2 separate regions of the Homo sapiens genome follow, and region 1 is linked to region 2. A link is an interaction called in ENCODE POLR2A ChIA-PET data of the cell type or tissue named here. Cell type or tissue: HepG2. All regions are shown on one strand. Links, peaks and the distances in the headings refer to the core of each region. The heading gives the core; the rest is flanking DNA.

Region 1 (9,157 bases), core at 872-8,871, 70 kb after region 2:
GATCATGTGAGCTCCACGCCAAGGGGCATTTGAAGGGCCACCAGGTGGAAGACTGCATTAAAGCAAGACACGTGTTTTCCTGGTACCTGTGTGCCGCCTGTGGAAGAGAGGGGTCTGCAGGCACCACGTCATCACACCCTAGACCTGAAGATGCATTAGTTCTTTCTTGGTGGAGTCCTCTGTGGGAATGACAGCCTGAGCTCCAGGCCCATCTGTCCCGTGCATCTCATGCCTGCGTCTTGTTTGGGAAGGTCGGCGCACCTAGGGGATTTCAGAGCCAAACTTTAGACCATCGAGCCTCCGGCCTGGCTGCTGTGTCCGAAGGCATCCCTGGTGCCTCTGCAGAGACTTAGCGGGCCACGCCACAGTGCCTTTTCAAAGGGCCACTGGGGAGGCTTCCTTTCCATGGAAAACCAGGCGGTGAAGACGACAGTCCAGGAACGGAAGCGGTGTTAGGTAGGGGAGATCAGCCCGACCTCCTGTCCAATGCCGGGATTGTCTCTGTACCACCTTTCCCACACCCCATCCTCAAGCATCCCCCCAACCCCCAAACATCCCTCCTACCTCCAAACAACCCCCCACCCCAACTCATTGCCTCAACACCTCCAGGCAGCTCATGCCATCTCCAGACTGTGAAGATCACGCCTCATTTTGAGCTGAGCTGGACTTCTTGGTCCTGGCTCTGTTCTCTGTGGCTGCATGGAACAAGCTGGCTCCCTCAGTCATGTTCCACTCAAGTCTTCTCTCCGGGGTGACTACGTCCAGCACCTCCGGCCCCATTGGGCAGTCCCTTCACCATTTCCTCCTGTGCCCTCTGAAATTGCATGATGTGATTTCTCCATTCCCGGGGTTGGGGTTCTTCTGGTTGAAAGCATTCAGAAGGCTCAGCCTAACCAGCGGAGGACTTTCCACCCCTGACAAGTGCTGACCGTCCTGGGCTTTCCACCCTTGCCCGCGCCTGGGATGTTTGCTTCAGTAGCAGCTGTGTGTGCCATGGGCAAGCCCTTGGCTGGCGAGTGGGCATTTCTCTACCCCTTTACTCTTGGCTGCTAGTCCTGTCCTCTTACAAGAGGTGTCACTATGCCATGCACCATTCAGGAAAATTGCTGCCAATTAAGTCATTTATGACCAACTATGTTTAATTTTCACATCGAGTGTAGCTCATCCCTATTGTGAAAGAAACCATGTTTCATAGAATAGGATGAAATGTGACAATGCAGCCTGCCTGGTGACACGAGGGTGCACGTGACAAAGCACATCAGCACTTAGCACAGTGCTCAGGACAGTGGACACTCGGGAAATGCTGTCTACTTAGAGGAAAGCCCCCCAGCAGCTCGGCAGTGCCCACAAGCAGACCCCTGCCCTCCTCTCCAGCCCTGCATCCACCACCTCCTTATGCGTCTGCACTGCCTGCAACCAATGGCTTCTGGTGGCGTCCTCTTATCTCTTCCCACAGTGCCCCGTCCCCATCGGCCCCCTCTTGTGAATGTCCTCAGCTGTCACTGCCTTTGGAAGGTCTCCCCTGCCCGTCCCTCCTGTGCCCCTCCCACCTCCCGCCAGGTTCCATACAGCACACAGTCACTGTGTCGCTTACGTGCTCACCTGTCTCCTTCCCTAGAACACGACTCTGGGAACAGGGGCTGAATGATTGATCTTGACCTCCAGTTCCTAGCACAGTGCCGGAACACGATAGGGGCCCAAGAAATGTTTGCCGAGCGAGTGACGCCTTTCTCCTGTTTAGCAGTACCTGAATTTGTGTGGTGCTTTAGACTCTTTAACAGGCTTCTTACAAATCCATTTCCTTACTCCATTAATCTGAGCAGGTCAGGACAGGTGGTGATGTTCCTGTTTTACAGCCAGAAAAAATGGACCCCTGTTCAGGGACACCCCTGAGTGCACAAAGCCTACTCAGTGACTGAGCTGGGATTAGAGGCTGGCTCTGGCCTCTTACCAATTTGGAGTTGATGGGCCCTTGGCTTAGAACAGAGGTGGCAAACTGGCAGCCTGCTGGTCCTATGTGGCCTGTGGACGTGCTTTGGCCTTCACAGTGTTTTTTTGTTTTTTTTTTTAAATGTGTGTAAGTTGCCAACACTTAAAAGAATGAAGAGATTTCCCAATTACTAGCTTAAAAATGTAAGCATCTGGCAACCCTGGGTTTCCATCCCCACGTGGTAATTCCTGACATGTCCTGTACTCCCCAGGGCCCCCGCCTGCCCCACATAAGTTTGCAACCCCTGCTTGGAGAAGGAATCCTGTCTTGAGGCCTTGGGGGCCGGCTCTTCATCCTATTCATGGTTGTGTCTGTGGCACATAGCTTGATGCTTGATAGGTCATCAGTGCTCAGGATTAAAAAGAACCGCATGCTGGTGGGCCAGGCCCATGGGCAGTTGCCAGTATGCCTGAGGCTTTGGCTGGGACTTGAGGCCAGCTCCTGCCTTGACAGGAGTCCTCAGGGTCTGCCTCAGGGTGGGAAGGAAGGAGGTAGAAGCAGCTCTTCTCTCCTCCCCAGGACAAAGGCCATGATGGGGTCAAGGAGCTGGACAGCCTAAACAGTGACCGATTGAGAACCGTCCAGCTCAATGTCTGCAGCAGCGAAGAGGTGGAGAAAGTGGTGGAGATTGTCCGCTCGAGCCTGAAGGACCCTGAGAAAGGTAGGGCGCCCCTTCGGACGGCAGGGGTTGTGTATGGGGCCATTCCAAGGGGCACTTGCCGAACACCACCTTCCACTGGCTGGCATCCTGCCACCACACTCCCTTCCTTATTGTTTAGGCTCTTCCTCCTGCACAGTAGGAGGAAGAGGATTACACTAAACATACACGTGCAATAGGGCAATGGAAAAATACAGTCAGGAGGTGATTTCAGAGTTCACGGAGTGCTAGGTGGCTACGCACTGATTCAGGTCAGTTCAGCCAATGCCCATTGATGCCCCCTCTGGCCCAGGAGCTGGGTTGGGTGCCAGGGACACAAAGATGGTCAAGGCACATTCTGTCCCCAGGACCTCATAGTTCAGCCGGAGGACTGAGTTCAAAATCAGGGAGCCGTGCATTGAGAGAGGCAGAGCAGCACAGGAAGGAGGGGTCAGTCCAGCCATGGGGGCGCAGTGGAAATAGGCCAGTTAAGGCAGATTGTGGCAGAGAGCAGATATGGTTGTTCCAAGAGGAGGGGAGAGCAGGAACCACAGCTTCGAGGAGCACGGGGAGGGTAGCGGGGGCTGTTGGTCAAGTGGTGGGATTAGCCGGCACCTCAATATGAGTCATGGGTCAGGTCACGCAGAGGGGGTGGCAGCAAAGGAGGTTGGGGAGGGAGGTCTTGGATCCCAGGCGAGGGAACATGGCTGGTCTCCCAATGGCACTGGGGAGCCACTGAAGGGGTCATCCTGAGGGAATGGCCTGGTCATTGTGAGACTTGTGAATCTCCCTCTGAGGATGGCAGTGGCAATGTGAAGGTGGATTCAAAGCGGGAGTTAAACATGGGTTCTGGACTCCGGAACTAGGGTGGTAGGTGTTGGGAAACAGGAAGGGTCAGGTGCGAGGAGTGTTGAGAAGGCGAAGCTGCCTGGACTTGGTGACTTGGATGTGGGGATGAGGTGAGGCGCGAAGTCTCTGTCCTGGACACCTGGTGCCCCGCACTGCAGGAGCAGGTGGGGAGATAGGGAGACACTGAAGCGCCCACCCTGAGGGAATGTCCAGGCTAGAAGAGCAGGTGCCCACGGCAGGTGACACTGGGAGTCGGGGAGATGCACAGAGGGACCCCTGGGAATGTGAGTGTTCGGGGATCAGAGGAGGGGGAGAGGCAGCTGTCAGAGAGGTTGGATACAGTTCCCCAGAGGCTAAACAACAGAAAGTTTGGAGGAGAGGGCAGTACCAGTAGCCAACAGGGTCAAAAGCTACAGAAAGTTCCAGTAGCATAAGGACTAAAATATCCTTCCAGTTCAGCCAGTGGAGGGCCTTGTGGGAGGAGCTCTGTCTGCAACCTCGGGGTGCCATTCATGTAGAATACAGCAGTGGGGGATGGAGCTCCCTGGAGCCGGGCCGCCCAGCAGCATCTGGAGAAGCGAATCTATGAAGTTTACCTTTGAGCTCCCTGACAGCCCAGGCAGAAAGGGTGTGCGTCATTCAGGCCTCTGCTTTCCCTCAGAATGGGGTGGGGCAGCTCTCAGGAGCAGCTACTTCAGTGGCTGGGGAAGGAGGCGGAAAAGGCAGGAGTGACCAGATCCCATGCGGGGAGCTCTGCTGAGCCTGTATCAGCCAGATGGATGTGCTGTCTGTCACAGCAGCTGCCTCAGAGGCTGCGTGTGTGGCTGTCGGTGATGCCGCTCCTCTGCCTGTCTCTGATGTGCCACCTCATCAGCCCACTGTCGCTCCCATCCTCCCAACAGGCCATTCACAGGCCTCTCTGTTCTCTGTTCTCGCTGAACATCTGTTTAATAATTAACAGGCAGAGCCAGCCCATTAAGAAAAGGCAGGATGGGTCCCGCTGGGGTGATTACCGGCTCAGAACCTGCAGCCTGCTTCGCCCTTCCCTGGCGGTAAATTCTCCTCCCTCCCACCTTCCCTGGGCAGCTGCTATATTTTCCTTCATAAACTACTGGGCAGGAAAACAGCTGCATCGGCACCATAAAGCCACTTGATTATAGCGTGGGTTTTGTGGTGATCTAAAATGCCCGTGGAAAGGCGTCATCACCGGAGACCCAAGCAGAGAACGCACCAGGCCGGCTTGCTCAGGCTGGCGGTCCTCGTCCCCTGCCCCCCTGACTCTGGGGCAGAATCACTTCCATTGTCTGTACTGGACTGGCCAGGCAGCCTAACCTACAAGGCAGGGTGGGCCCCGGCCCACACAGAGGGGAGGCACTCACCCCCTGCCCGGGGATCTGGGCTCCAACCCCAGCACCAGCCTGACGCGCAGACCTTTCCCTGCTGCTTTTCCCACGCCGGGCATTCCGGAGGGCTGGATGAACCTCTCACCATCAACTTCCTTAACCGATACTGCATTTTTTTTTTTTGGAAAAGGATTTGAAGACTTTTAGGTCTGAAGAAAACAGTACATCCGTCAGATATGCAGTGGCGTGTCCCCCATCTCCTGCTCTCGCTTTCTTCCCGTCTCCCTCTCCTCCCTCTCCCTGCTTCCCCTCCACACTCTGCCACTCTGCCATGTCTTGGCCTTGCCTTGGCAATTCCCCCTCAGGCAATGCCGGCTGTGAACTCCAGGGAGCACCCTCCCAGAGCGTTCCGACCCGCAGTGGCCGCCACCGACCCACACCCCATGCAGGACATGTCAGAAGGGTCCTCTTCCCCTTCTCCACCGGGGGGGCACATTTGGTTGGCGAGTTTGACGCCCTGCAGCCTGGCTCTGTGGAACAGTTGCTGCCAAAGCCCGGGGAGCCAGCCACGGGGGCGAGATGAAGGAGATTGTCTGGTGAGAGCCACAGAGCCATCTGCCACCGGCCCCGACCCCCGCAGGACGCTGAGGGACAGGACATCTGGAGCCTGGGACCAGCCCTCCCTGTCCCCACCCCAGGGGACACCGAGCCAGTGGGCCCGAGAGCAGGCCGTGGGCATGGCCTGATCTTGGCACATCACTTACCAGTCAGTCAGTCAACATTAATTAATTAATTAATTAATTTTTTTGAGACAGAGTCTTACTCTGCCGCCCAGGCTGGAGTGCAATGGTGCGATCTCGGCTCACTGAAACCTCCACATCCCGGGTTCAAGTGATTCTCCTGTCTCAGCCTCCCGAGGAGCTGGGATTACAGGCGCCTGCCACCATGCCCAGCTAATTTTTTTTTTTTTTTTAGTAAAGAAGGGGTTTCACAAGGTTGGCCAGGCTGGTCTCAAACTCCTGACCTCAGGTGATCCACCTGCCTTGGACTCCCAAAGTGCTGGGATTATAGGCCTGAGCCACCACGCCTGACCTGGGCTTCACTTATTAGAAATGTGATCTTGGGCTTGCACCTGCCCCCTGTGTGGGTCTCAGCTTGCCCATCTGTGAAGTGGGAGAGTGCTCTGAGCCGTCCAGCACTCATGCCTGGATCAGACCACTACAAGAGCATGGGAAGAATTTCAACACAAGCTGCTCGCAGGCTGACAGGCAGCAGAACATATGTGGAGGAGTAAGGGAGAAGCTTGGAAAAGGCCTGGCCTACCATGCTGTGGGATGGAGACCACAGAGCAGGAAGTGACTGATGGGGGGATCCACCTGAGGAGGGGATGGAGACCATAGAGCAGGAAGTGACTGATGGGGGGTGCCTGAGCGGGGGATGGAGACCATAGAGCAGGAAGTGACTGATTGGGGGGTCGGCCTGAGGGGGGATGGAGACCATAGAGCAGGAAGTGACTGAGGGGGGGATGGAGACCATAGAGCAGGAAGTGACTGATGGGGCGGGGAGGTCAGCCTGAGGGGGGATGGAGACCATAGAGCAGGAAGTGACTGATGAGGGGGGTCGGCCTGAGGAGGGGATGGAGACCATAGAGCAGGAAGTGACTGATGGGGGGGGTCGGCCTGAGGAGGGGATGGAGTCCATAGAGCAGGAAGTGACTGATGGGGGGGGGTCGGCCTGAGGGGGGATGGAGTCCATAGAGCAGGAAGTGACTGATGGGGGGGGTCAGCCTGAGGGGGGATGGAGACCATAGAGCAGGAAGTGACTGATGGGGGGGGTCGGCCTGAGGGGGGATGGAGACCATAGAGCAGGAAGTGACTGATTGGGGGGGTCAGCCTGAGGGGGAGATGGAGACCATAGAGCAGGAAGTGACTGATCGGGGGGGTCGGCCTGAGGGGGGGATGGAGACCATAGAGCAGGAAGTGACTGATCGGGGGGGTCAGCCTGAGGGGGAGATGGAGACCATAGAGCAGGAAGTGACTGATCGGGGAGGTCGGCCTGAGGGGGGGATGGAGTCCATAGAGCAGGAAGTGACTGATGGGGGGGGTCGGCCTGAGGGGGGATGGAGACCATAGAGCAGGAAGTGACTGATGGGGGGGGGTCGGCCTGAGGGGAGATGGAGACCATAGAGCAGGAAGTGACTGATTGGGGGGGGTCAGCCTGAGGGGGAGATGGAGACCATAGAGCAGGAAGTGACTGATTGGGGGGGTCAGCCTGAGGGGGAGATGGAGACCATAGAGCAGGAAGTGACTGATGGGGGGCGGTCGGCCTGAGGGGGGATGGAGACCATAGAGCAGGAAGTGACTGATTGGGGGGGGTCAGCCTGATGAGGAGATGGAGACCATAGAGCAGGAAGTGACTGATGGGGGGGGTCAGCCTGAGGGGGAGATGGAGACCATAGAGCAGGAAGTGACTGATTGGGGGGGTCAGCCTGAGGGGGAGATGGAGACCATAGAGCAGGAAGTGACTGATTGGGGGGGGTCAGCCTGAGGGGGAGATGGAGACCATAGAGCAGGAAGTGACTGATGGGGGGGGTCAGCCTGAGGGGGAGATGGAGACCATAGAGCAGGAAGTGACTGATTGGGGGGGTCAGCCTGAGGGGGAGATGGAGACCATAGAGCAGGAAGTGACTGATGGGGGGGTCGGCCTGAAGGGGGATGGAGACCATAGAGCAGGAAATGACTGATGAGGGGGTTGGCCTGAGGGGGGATGGAGACCATAGAGCAGGAAGTGACTGATGGGGGGGTCGGCCTGAAGGGGGATGGAGACCATAGAGCAGGAAGTGACTGATTGGGGGGGTCGGCCTGAGGGGGGATGGAGACCATAGAGCAGGAAGTGACTGATGGGGGGGTCGGCCTGAAGGGGGATGGAGACCATAGAGCAGGAAGTGACTGATGGGGGGGTCGGCCTGAAGGGGGATTGAGACCATAGAGCAGGAAATGACTGATGAGGGGGTCGGCCTGAGGGGGGATGGAGACCATAGAGCAGGAAATGACTGATGGGGTGGGGGGGTCAGCCTGAGGAGGGGATGGAGACATACAGCAGGAAGTGACTGATGGGGTCGGCCTGAGGGGGGGATGGAGACCATAGAGCAGGAAATGACTGATGCGGGGGTCGGCCTGAGGGGGGGATGGAGACCATAGAGCAGGAAATGACTGATGCGGGGGTCGGCCTGAGGGGGGATGGAGACCATAGAGCAGGAAGTGACTGATGGGTCTGCCTGAGGGGTGGGGTGAAGACGGAGGTGGAGGAGTGAGTGAGACAAACAGACCCAGGAGGCTTCTCCAGCAGCCCAGGAGACAGGCAGCGAGGACCCAAGGGAATGCTAGTGGAAACAGGAAGGAAGAACTGACCCAGCAGAGGAAACCAGCAACAGCCTGGGGCGTGGGGACTTTGTCCTCAGAGAGATCTGGGTCCAAATCCCACCCTCCCTGCCTGTTAGCTGGGTGACATTGACCAAGGTGCTTAACCTCTCTGAGCTTCAGTTGCCTCAACCGGATATGAGACAATTTAGGATCTATTTTCCAGGGTGGTTGTGAGGATCAGGGAAGTTAATGAATGTAAAGGGCTTGATTAGGGGTCTGCCAGCTGTCATGTTGATCTTGAGCTGTAATATTAGCAGTACTGGGTGACTCAGTAGGTGGGGGAGGGGTGGAGGAGCTGGAGGAGTCACAGACAAAAGTAAAATCATTAACAAAGAGGAGGAGCAGGCTTGGGCAGCTTGGAAACTTGACGTGTTGGTTGTGGTTAGGGTGAGTCAGGGACCCGTGGGACATTCAGGTGGAAGCGAGACAGGAGATGGGATGAGGAGAGAGAGCCGTGACTCCCAAGGAGAACTGAGGGGCCACTGGTGCGGAGGCGATCTTGGGGATGTTACAGGAAAGTTGCTGTCACCCAACCAGCGGGCATGCCTCCGTGAGTTTATTCAGAACATTGGCTGAGGATTCCAGATGGCAACTAGGTCCACCACTCTCAACACTCATTAAAGCTGTAATCCAGGGGCTGTGCACTTTCACAGGTCATGTTTCATTAAACTTTTTTGGATAGTAGCGTCAAATGTCATTGTTTTATTTTTAGGTAGAGAAAGGGCTGTATGCATTTTAAGTCATGGGATATTGTCCGTTATGAATCAAACACAAAACGGCTGCAAAATTCACAAACATGAAGAAGATGAGGACACCTAAGAGTTAAGTGTACTTTGAGAGGAGCAGGATTAGGCCAGGACATTGGGGGCCACTTGTATCTGGGGGCAGGTGAAAGAAAGGTGTCAGGGAAGATGCA
Region 2 (9,157 bases), core at 441-8,440:
TCTGAACTTCTTTTGCTCCGGATCCCTTCTTTCCCCTCGGGTCCTGTATCTTTATCAAACACTGATTTGGAATCCCTGAAGAAATCATTGGTTTTATTATTCAATACTGAGATACAGAGATAGACCTATCATTTAGATTTGAATTCCCTGGTCATCTGTTTCCGCATGATGAATAAACGGGCCTGTGAATAAGACGATGCTCCAGACAGTAAGGAAAGAAAATCAGTCTCAACAGTAGAACAGACTTTAAATGTTGTACTGGACAAATGCAGCGACCCCTTTCAAACCTATGTCACCAGGGCCCTTCTACACAGCTGTTTTAAAGTTTGTCAGCCTATGGCATAAGATCGACCTTTCTCTCTCCTGCTGGATATGGTGTGATATTGTCTCTAGCTGAGTGCTATAGGGTGCCTCCTCTCTTGCTGACTACGAAGCCATTCTTGGAAGGTGTCTGGGGTTGAACTTGTGTAAAAGCAAGCCTGGGGCCAGGTGCAGTAGCTCGTGCCTGTGATCCCAGCACTTTGGGAGGCCGGTGGGTGGATCACCTGAGGTCAGGAGTTCAAGACCAGCCTGGCCAACATGATGAAACCCCGTCTCTACTAAAAATACAAAAAAAAAAAAAAAAAATTAGTTGGGCGTGGTGGTGTGTGCCTGTAGTCCCAGCTACTTGGAAGGCTGAGGCCGGAGAATCACTCAAACCTGGGAGGTGGAGGTTCCAGTGAGCTGAGATCGCGCCACTGCACTCCAGCCTGGGTGAAAAGAGCAAAACTCCATCTCAAAAACAACAACAACAACGATAACAGCAAAAAAAGCAAGCCCTGCTGTCGTGCCAGACCCCTGTTGACTGCAGTAGCGTTGGTAGTGTGTTCGAGACGCCAAAGAAGAGGCTGGGGGCCAGTGACTGAGACACAGGGCTTCCTGAGGGGACTTACATACAGGGCAGTCCAGTGGCAGCAGGCTGGACCAGAGAATGGCAACCACTCGTAAAAAGCATGCAGTTTATATAGCATTTTCACCTAGCACCCTCCCCCTAGCAACCTCCACCTGGCAACCTTCCTTTAACCCAAAACAAAGGGCCTGGATCCCCTCTATGGCCTCCATTCCACAGGATGGGCGGGGGGTTCAGATGCCCCTCGCAGATAAGGAATGAGTCTCCAGGTTGGCCCCATTTCCCGATTCCTTAGCTCAGAACTCCAAACACATTCTTTTTAGGCCTAGGGTCATTCTCAGGGTATGCTTAAGTTATTGCTGTCAGGTGCATCCTCCATACACCTGTGATTTGTTTGTTTGTTTGTTTTGTTTGAGACAGAGTCTCGCTCTGCCACCCAGGCTGGAGTGCAGTGGCACCATCTCGGCTCACTGCAACCTCTGCCTCCTGGGTTCAAGCGATTCTCCTGCCTCAGCCTCCCCCAAGTAGCTGGGATTACAGGCGCCTGCCACCACTCCCGGCTAATTTTTGTATTTTTAGTAGAGACAGGGTTTCACCATGTTGGCCAGGCTGGTCTCAAACTCCTGACCTCAGGTCATCCACCCACCTTGGCCTCTCAAAGTGCTGGGATCACAGGTGTGAGCCACCATGCCTGGCCTGTGATTTTGAAATCTTAAGGCACCTGGTGTGGTGGTCACCAGCTTCTGCCTAATGAGCAATCCCACCTCCGTGCGGAGACACAGCTCTCCTAAATCAAGTCTTTCTTAACAATTCTGAGCCCAGTTCCTCTTCCCCTCGCCCCTGTTCGTGGCAGGATCTGGAGTATTACGGACCACGAGAGATGCAGAAATGGAGCACAGGCGGTGAGCCAAGGACACCCGAGGTACGAGCTCTTGCCCTTCTCCTTCCCTGCCCTCTGCTGCCTGGAGATACGGCAGCCCAGCACCAGCCCCCCAGCTGCTTCCAGTGGAAAAATGCTGTGTCATTTCAGGGAGGGATTATAGTTTGAACTTGTATTGATTAAGTCTTTATGTGACGCTTCCAAATCCTTGTGTTTTTCCATAGACGTTGAGTTTTCCGTTTTCATCCCTAGCTAGATGGACTCACTATGAGCACCCCCCACTTCCAGGGCCAGGATGAGAGCCTCCCCCCTTCTTACAACATGTGAAATCATGAAGACCTCTGCCTTGGCCCAATTTCCCTAGAAAACAGAGCCTGAGGCAAAGCTTGTGTGCTTCTGGGCAGCGGGGCTGAGTTCCAGGAAAGTAAGAGTAAAGGACGAAAGGAAGTGAGTTCCAGGAAAGTAAGAGTAAAGGACGAAAGGAAGTGAGTTCCAGGAAAGTAAGAGTAAAGGACGAAGGAAGTGAGGAGGCAGCGCACGCACGAGGTGGGAGGTTAGCAAGCAGGCCGTGGCTTCCTCAGCACACGCCGCTGGTTGCTCACTCCTGGGGGCTTGATCAAGGAGCCTGGGCCTAGCAGAGTTCCCTTGGGGTGCTTTCTCAGGATGCCGAATTTAATACCCTGGTAAGGACCCCAGGTGATGAGACAAACTCAAGGGTGACTCTTAGAAGCCCGGAGAAAGTGGCAGCCAGTGTCAATGGCGGCAACGGACATGACTAAGTAGCCCTGGAAGATGGTAGTGAAAACACAAAAAGCCTGAGGAAAGTGGGCACGCTGGGATGGCTATGTCATCTGAGACCAGAAGAGCCACCGGGGGTGGGGGTAAGTATGAGGGGTGGGCCCAGAGAACAGGTGATTGACCACGACCATCAGGAATGCTCAGGTGAGAGGCACCAACCTCACTAAACAGGAGAGCTGGTCACAGAGCTGGGCTCACTGCTACCCATGGCAATGAAGCCCCTCTACCCCCAGGCATAGAGGCCAGGTGGTGGCCTTTGGCTTCCAGATGCCAGGAGGTCATAATGACCTGCAGAGTTAGTCATGCAGCCAACCAGGCCCGGCCCACAGGGAGTTGTGGTCCACAGAGCACAGCATCTCCCGGGGCAGAATAAATGGGCAACCTACACAGGTGCTGCCTAACGCCTCCAGCCAGCAAGAGGCACAAGTGGAGACGCAGGAGGCTCAGAGCCCTAATACAAACTTACAGTCCCTTACTCAGTTGTTTTGACCTAAGCCAATTTTCCGATCTGGAATCCATGGACTGAAGAGGTGGCTGGGTCTCTAAGAATGAACTCGGCAACACCGGCAAGAAAAGAGTGTAATGATTCCCCCAGTCTTTCCCTAGGGGGACCCGTGGCCGTGTACTTGGGTGACCGTACACGGAAGAAAAAGGAATCCCCAGATGTCCGGAGGGCTACTTGATGTAGTGACTGAGTTGAAACTGATACCTGGAGACCCAAAGCACCATTGTTGTCTCCTTGTTAGACTGAGGGGCTATGGAGGTCAGTCCATCAATGAAATCCTGCCTAAAGTCTGACACACGAGTGGCAGAATGGCCTGGAAGAGGCCGTCGTCAGCAAAGAGGACATTTACTCCAGGAGATAAAGCATTCAGGGCCGGGTGTGGTGGCTCATGCCTGTAATCCCAGCACTCTGGGAGGCTGAGGCGGGCGGATCACAACGTTGGGAGTTTGAGACCAGCCCGGCCAATATGGTGAAACTCCATCTCTACTAAAAACACAAAAATTAGCCAGGCGTGGTGGCTCACACCTGTAATCCCAGCTACTCCGGAGGCTGAGGCAGGAGAATCCCTTGAACCTGGGAGGGGGAGGTTGCAGTGAGCCGAGATTGTGCCATTGCACTCCAGCCTGGGCTGCAGAGTGAGACTCTGTCTCAAAAACAAACAAATAAACAAACAAACAAAAAACTTTCCCCACCTGAGATGGCTGCAGGGGAGCATAACAGTTCTGTTAGAGCAGGAAGGGGAGGGGGAATAGAATTTTTATTGTATTTTATTAGACATCTTCATTTTCTAAATTTTCTGAGATAAGTTCTCAAAATTAGTGTGAACCAGTCATCAGGAGCTCCTCATCTGGTGTGTTTTCCTGGATGTACAGTGCACATCCTGCAAAAGGATGCCCCCTTCAGAGAGGTGAGGTTCAAACTCCAGGGAATCAGCCCAAGAGCAGTTACCTCTTTGCAGAGGTGTGGAAAGTGGCAGGAGAAGAGACAGGCCCTGATGGCAATTCAGCAAACATCACCCATGTGCCAGGCACTGTGCCAAGCACCGGGATACAGAGATTAATCCAGCTGGTCTTTGAAGTCCAGAAGCCCCCAGACCAATAATCCATAACTAGCCATGGAGGACTTCTCACTAGGGAAGAGGCCACCTCTGCAGGCCTCTCTCAGAACTGGGGATGTGGGTGTTTACTCACTGCTGGGAAGGGCTGACCTTTGAGTTGTTTTCCTAGTCACAGAAAGTCCTCTGATCCACCACCTGCATGGGTGAGATTCGGCTGGGTCAGGGCAGAGCTCCTCCCTGAGCCTGCAGGGCGCTGGGCCTGCCATGTGTAACCCAGCAGAGCGGCTTCTCACCCACTGCCCAGGCTGGCAGCCTTCTAGGGAAATCTGTGAAGAAAACACATTTAGGGGTGTGACATATTTTCTCCTGGTTTCTGTAGGGTTCCTGCTACCTTGGAAACAAAGACAGAGAACTAACTGGCAGCCACTGGCTGAACAAAATTCCATGGGCCTGGAAAGGCAACTCTGATTGTGGTTGGGTAGCCCAGTGCCTGGCGCAACGCCTGCACAGTGAGACGCTTCTGGTTGCTGGTGTTGATGGAGGCTAGAGGCTGTTACAAGATGTGTCTGAGAAATTTCAGTGTATTTTTCGGTTATTGTTTTTCTTTTGAAGTACCAAATGCTCTGACAAATTTGAACAGACAGAAGTATGAGGTAAAAACTGCCCCATGTATCCCTTCTCTTAGTAACTCCCTTGTAATTCCTTCTAGAAAATTTCTTAGCAAATGTAAGCATAAACTTATATATATATTTATATATATATATATATTTATATATATATATATATTTTTTTATATATATATATATATATTTTTATATATATATATATTTTTATATATATATATACAGCTATAGATAGATATAGATATGTAGATGTACACACATACAGTTGGTCGTAGTATACATCAGATCCTTAATTAGCTTTTCTCAAAAATATCTATTAAAGATCTTTCACACACTCCTGTCACTCAAGAGACCGTCCCGCCTCAACCTCTCGAGTAGCTGGAACTACAGGCACGCGCTACCGCGCCCAGCTATTTTGTTTTTTGTAGAGGCACGGTCTCTCTGTTAGCCGGGCTGGTCTCAAACTCCTAGGCTCAAGCAATCCTCCCACCTCGGCCTCCCAAAGTGCGGGGATTACAGGCGTGCACTGCACCTGGCCTGTTTGCCTGATTTATAGTTTTCCTATATGTAATTGTATGATACAGGGGTACACATTTGTACTGTTGCTTTAACCCTGCAAATGTTAGGGGTGGGTCACTTCTAAGTTTCCAGTCTCTGTCAACCTGCTGGTGAAAAATGGTATATGTAACTTTGTGTATTTTAAAAAATTAATACAGTTCAACACCTTTATATATGTTTCTTAGCCGTTTGCATTTTTTCTTGTGCACTACCTGTTTATATCGTTTGCTCATTTCTTTCTTTTTAACATTTATTTATATTTATTTATTTATTTATTTTTGAGATGGAGTCTTGCACTGTCGCCCAGGCTGGAGTGCAGTGGCATGATCTTGGCTCATTGCAACCTCCGCCTCCTGGGTTGATGTGATTCTCCTGCCTCAGCCTCTCAAGTAGCTGGGATTACAGGCGCCCACCACTACACCCAGCTGATTTTTTTTGTATTTTTAGTAGAGACAGGGTTTCACTATGTTGACCAGGCTGAACTTGAATTCCTGACCTCGTGATCCACCTGCCTCGGCCTCCCAAAGTGCTGGGATTACAGGTGTGAGCCACCACGCTCAGCCCAACATTTTTTTTATCTTTGTATATTAAGTGGTCTTTGTGTATTAAGTTAATTAGCTCTTTGTCATATGTGTTGCAAATATTCTCCTCCCCACTTTTTGTCATTTATCTCTTCATATCCTTTAGGATATGTCTAAAATATACAAATATATGAAATACAAATATTTACATACATAAATATATAGTATATATTTATAACCTGTAAAAATATAAGTATAAATATAACACATGTTAACATGTATTTTTTCCCATATAAATGTTTAAATATTTTCTGCTTTCAAATTTATTCATCATTTTTCTCCTTTTCACTTCTTTCTTCTTCTCTTTTTTAAATTTTTATTTATTTATTTGGGAGACAGGTATTGCTCTCTCCCCCAGGCTGGAGTGTAGTGACATGCTCATAGCTCACTGCAGTATCCCAGGCTCAAGTGATCCTCCCACCTCAGCCTCCCACATGACTGGGACCACAGGCACACACCACCACGCCTGGCTAATTTTTGTATTTGTAGAGATGAGACCTTGCTATGTTGCCCAGGGTAGTCTTGAACTCCTGGGCTCAAGCGATCCTCCTGCCTCGGCCTCCCAAACTGCTGGGATTGCAGGCAGGAGCCCCTGCGCCTGCCCAGCTCACTTTTAATTTTTTTTGGAGAGACAGGGTCTCATTGCATTGCCCAGGCTGATCTCTCAAACTTCCTGCCCTCAAACAATCCTCTTACCTCAGCTGCTTCTTTTTTAAGAATAGCAGTTATTTACATTCTACTTATATATATATATATATTTAAACCTCACTTTAGCCAATGTGACTGCCAAAAAACAAACAAACAACTAAACTAACTCACTGGGAGATCTTTAAAGAAAAACCCATGCTTTTTTCCAGCACATTTTAGACATGTCATTACATATGGACTAGTCAAAAATCAGTTTCAGGGAAAGTAAAAGTAAGACAGAACAGAAAAATATATTGGAAGAAATAATGGCAAAAAAAAAAATCCAAATGTGATTAAAACTACAGACCCACAAATACAAGAAGCTCAATGAACCCCAAGCATAAGAAATGTGAAGAAAATGACACCAAGGGACATCGCAATCAAATTGCTTAAAATCAATGTTCAATAGAGAACCTTAAAAAGAATCAAAGGAACAGGAAGATGTATACATGAACAATGATTAAGATGACACCAGATTTCCCATTGGAAAAACACGTGAGCAAGAAAACAGTGGAAAGCCTGGTGCATTGGCACGCACCATGGTCCCAGCAACTCGGGGGGCTGAGGCGGGAAGACGACTTGAGCCCGGGAGTTGTGGCCAGCGTGGGTAATACATGAGACCCCATATGTTGAAAAGAAAAGACAAGAAAAGGCAAAAGGAAAGAAAATCCTTAAGCAAAACCCTTAAAGTACAGCAAGAAAAGAAAATCCTGTTAACTAGAATTCCATAACCAGCTTAAATATCCTTTATAAATGAAGGAGGTGGAATGAAGTCTTTTTTTCCAGACATGCAAAAGCTGAAAGAATTTATCCCAAGTGCCCACACAACAAGAAAGGTTAAAGGAAGTCCTTTAGGCAGAAGGAAATGATACCAGATGAAAATACGAGTATATACAAAGGAATGAGGAGCAACTACGTGGGTAAATAGAGAAGTTCTTTTCCTTATTGTCTAAATCTCTTTAAAAGATAAATGTTTAAATGAAACTAAGAACAATGTTGCCTAGGCTTTGTGGCATAAGTAAGTGTAAAAATGGCAGCAGAAAGGTCAAGAGGGGAGGAATTGGATTATTGTATGGTTCTTTTTTTTTTTTTTTTTGAGACGGAGTCTCGCTCTGTCGCCCAGGCTGGAGTGCAGTGGCGCGATCTCGGCTCACTGCAGCCTCTGCCTCCCGGGTTCAAGCGATTCCCCTGCCTCAGCCTCCCCAGTAGCTGGGATTACAGGCACGCACCAGCACGCCCGGCTAATTTTTGTGTTTTTAGTAGAGACGGGGTTTCGCCGTGTTGGGTTCTTATACTCTAGTGTACACTATAATATCACTTGAAGATAGACTGGCAAGTTAAAGATAGATGCTATAAATCCTTTCAATTTCCTTTCTGGTAAACTGGACACATCTAGCTTAATAATTACCTATTCCTACTCATAAAAAAAAAAAAAAAAAAAAAAAGAGGCCGGACACAGTGGCTCACGTCTGTAATCCCAGCACTTTGGGAGGCCAAGGAGGGTGGATCACCTGAGGTCACAAGTTCGAGATCAGCCTGGCCAACAGGGTAAAACCCCGTCTCTACTAAAAAATACAAAAAAAATTAGCTGGATGTGGTGGCGGGAGCCCGTAATTGTAGCTACTCAGGAGGCTGAGGCAAGAGAATCGCTTGAACCCGGGAGGCAGAGGTTGCAGGGAGCCAAGATCACGCCACTGCACTCCAGCCTGGGCAACAGAGTATGACTCTGTTTCAAAAAATGAAAACAAAAACAAATTTCCCTCTTCTCAGTTAATGGAAATACATCCTTCCAGTTACTCAGGACAAAATGTTCAGAGTCATCCTCGATATCTCTCTTTCTCCTTTACCCAGAAAGGATCCAGTAGCAAATCCTGTGGACTGTATCTTCTGAGGGTGCTCAGATGAGCTACTTCTCACTCCTCTGCTGCCTGCACCCTGGCTTGAGCCACCATCTGCTCTCTCCTAAATTATTCCAACTAGCTCCTAACTGGTCTCCTGCTTCCATCCTTGACATGCTTCAGCATATTCTCCAAATAGCAGCCAGACAGATTCTTTTAAAATCAAAGTCAGCTCATATTACTCGCCTGCCCAAAAACTGCCAGTGGCTGGGAGCAGTGGCTCACAGCTGTAATCCCAGCACTCTGGGAGGCCCGGGCAGGAGGATCGCTTGAGCCCAGGAGTCTGAGACCAGCCTAGGTACATAGTGAGACCCCATCTCTACAAAAAATAACAAGTTAGCCGGGTGTAGTGGTGTTTGCCTGTAGTCCCAGTTACTCAGGAGGGTGAGGTGGGAGGATTACTTGATCTGGGAGGTCAAGGCTGCAATGAGCCGAGATGGTGCCACTGCATTCAACCTGGGCGTCATCCTATGTAATCTGGCTTCCACTACCTCTCTGATCATGTCTCCTCCTCTGCAGCCTCTCATTCGTGCACTCCAGATACCCTGGCCTCCTGGTGCTGTTCTAACTCATGGTGCATGCTCCTTGCACAAGCTCCTGCCATTAGCACTTGCTCTTCTCTCTACATGGGATGCTCTTCCTCCAGCAGAAGCAGAATTACCAATAGACTAATGGAGCATA

The links. ChIA-PET counts read pairs that join two places held together with the same protein. Peaks named below come from ENCODE experiments on the same cell type or tissue, not always from the same donor. Only the 100,000 strongest peaks of a DNase experiment are listed, where the experiment ranks them.
Region 1: POLR2A ChIA-PET joins it to region 2 with 12 read pairs; 4 of 35 experiments call an interaction of 5 or more read pairs at or near these places.

What each region holds. Positions count from the first base shown.
Region 1 is chr3:197,516,134-197,525,290 of GRCh38, reverse strand. It overlaps BDH1 (3-hydroxybutyrate dehydrogenase 1), which reads left to right. Exons shown (of 8, transcript NM_203314.3): 6 at 2,510-2,651. Among named protein-coding and RNA genes, the nearest start is that of LINC02012, 11 kb to the right of the region's middle. RefSeq lists enhancers at 922-1,421, 3,068-3,773, 3,774-4,479. In HepG2, for the core only: a CTCF peak has its summit at 5,218; DNase peaks (open chromatin) are centred at 4,380 and 8,580; H3K4me3 peaks cover 1,609 bases.
Region 2 is chr3:197,585,745-197,594,901 of GRCh38, reverse strand. No RefSeq gene overlaps it. Among named protein-coding and RNA genes, the nearest start is that of BDH1, 34 kb to the right of the region's middle. In HepG2, for the core only: a CTCF peak has its summit at 3,979; a DNase peak (open chromatin) is centred at 4,281.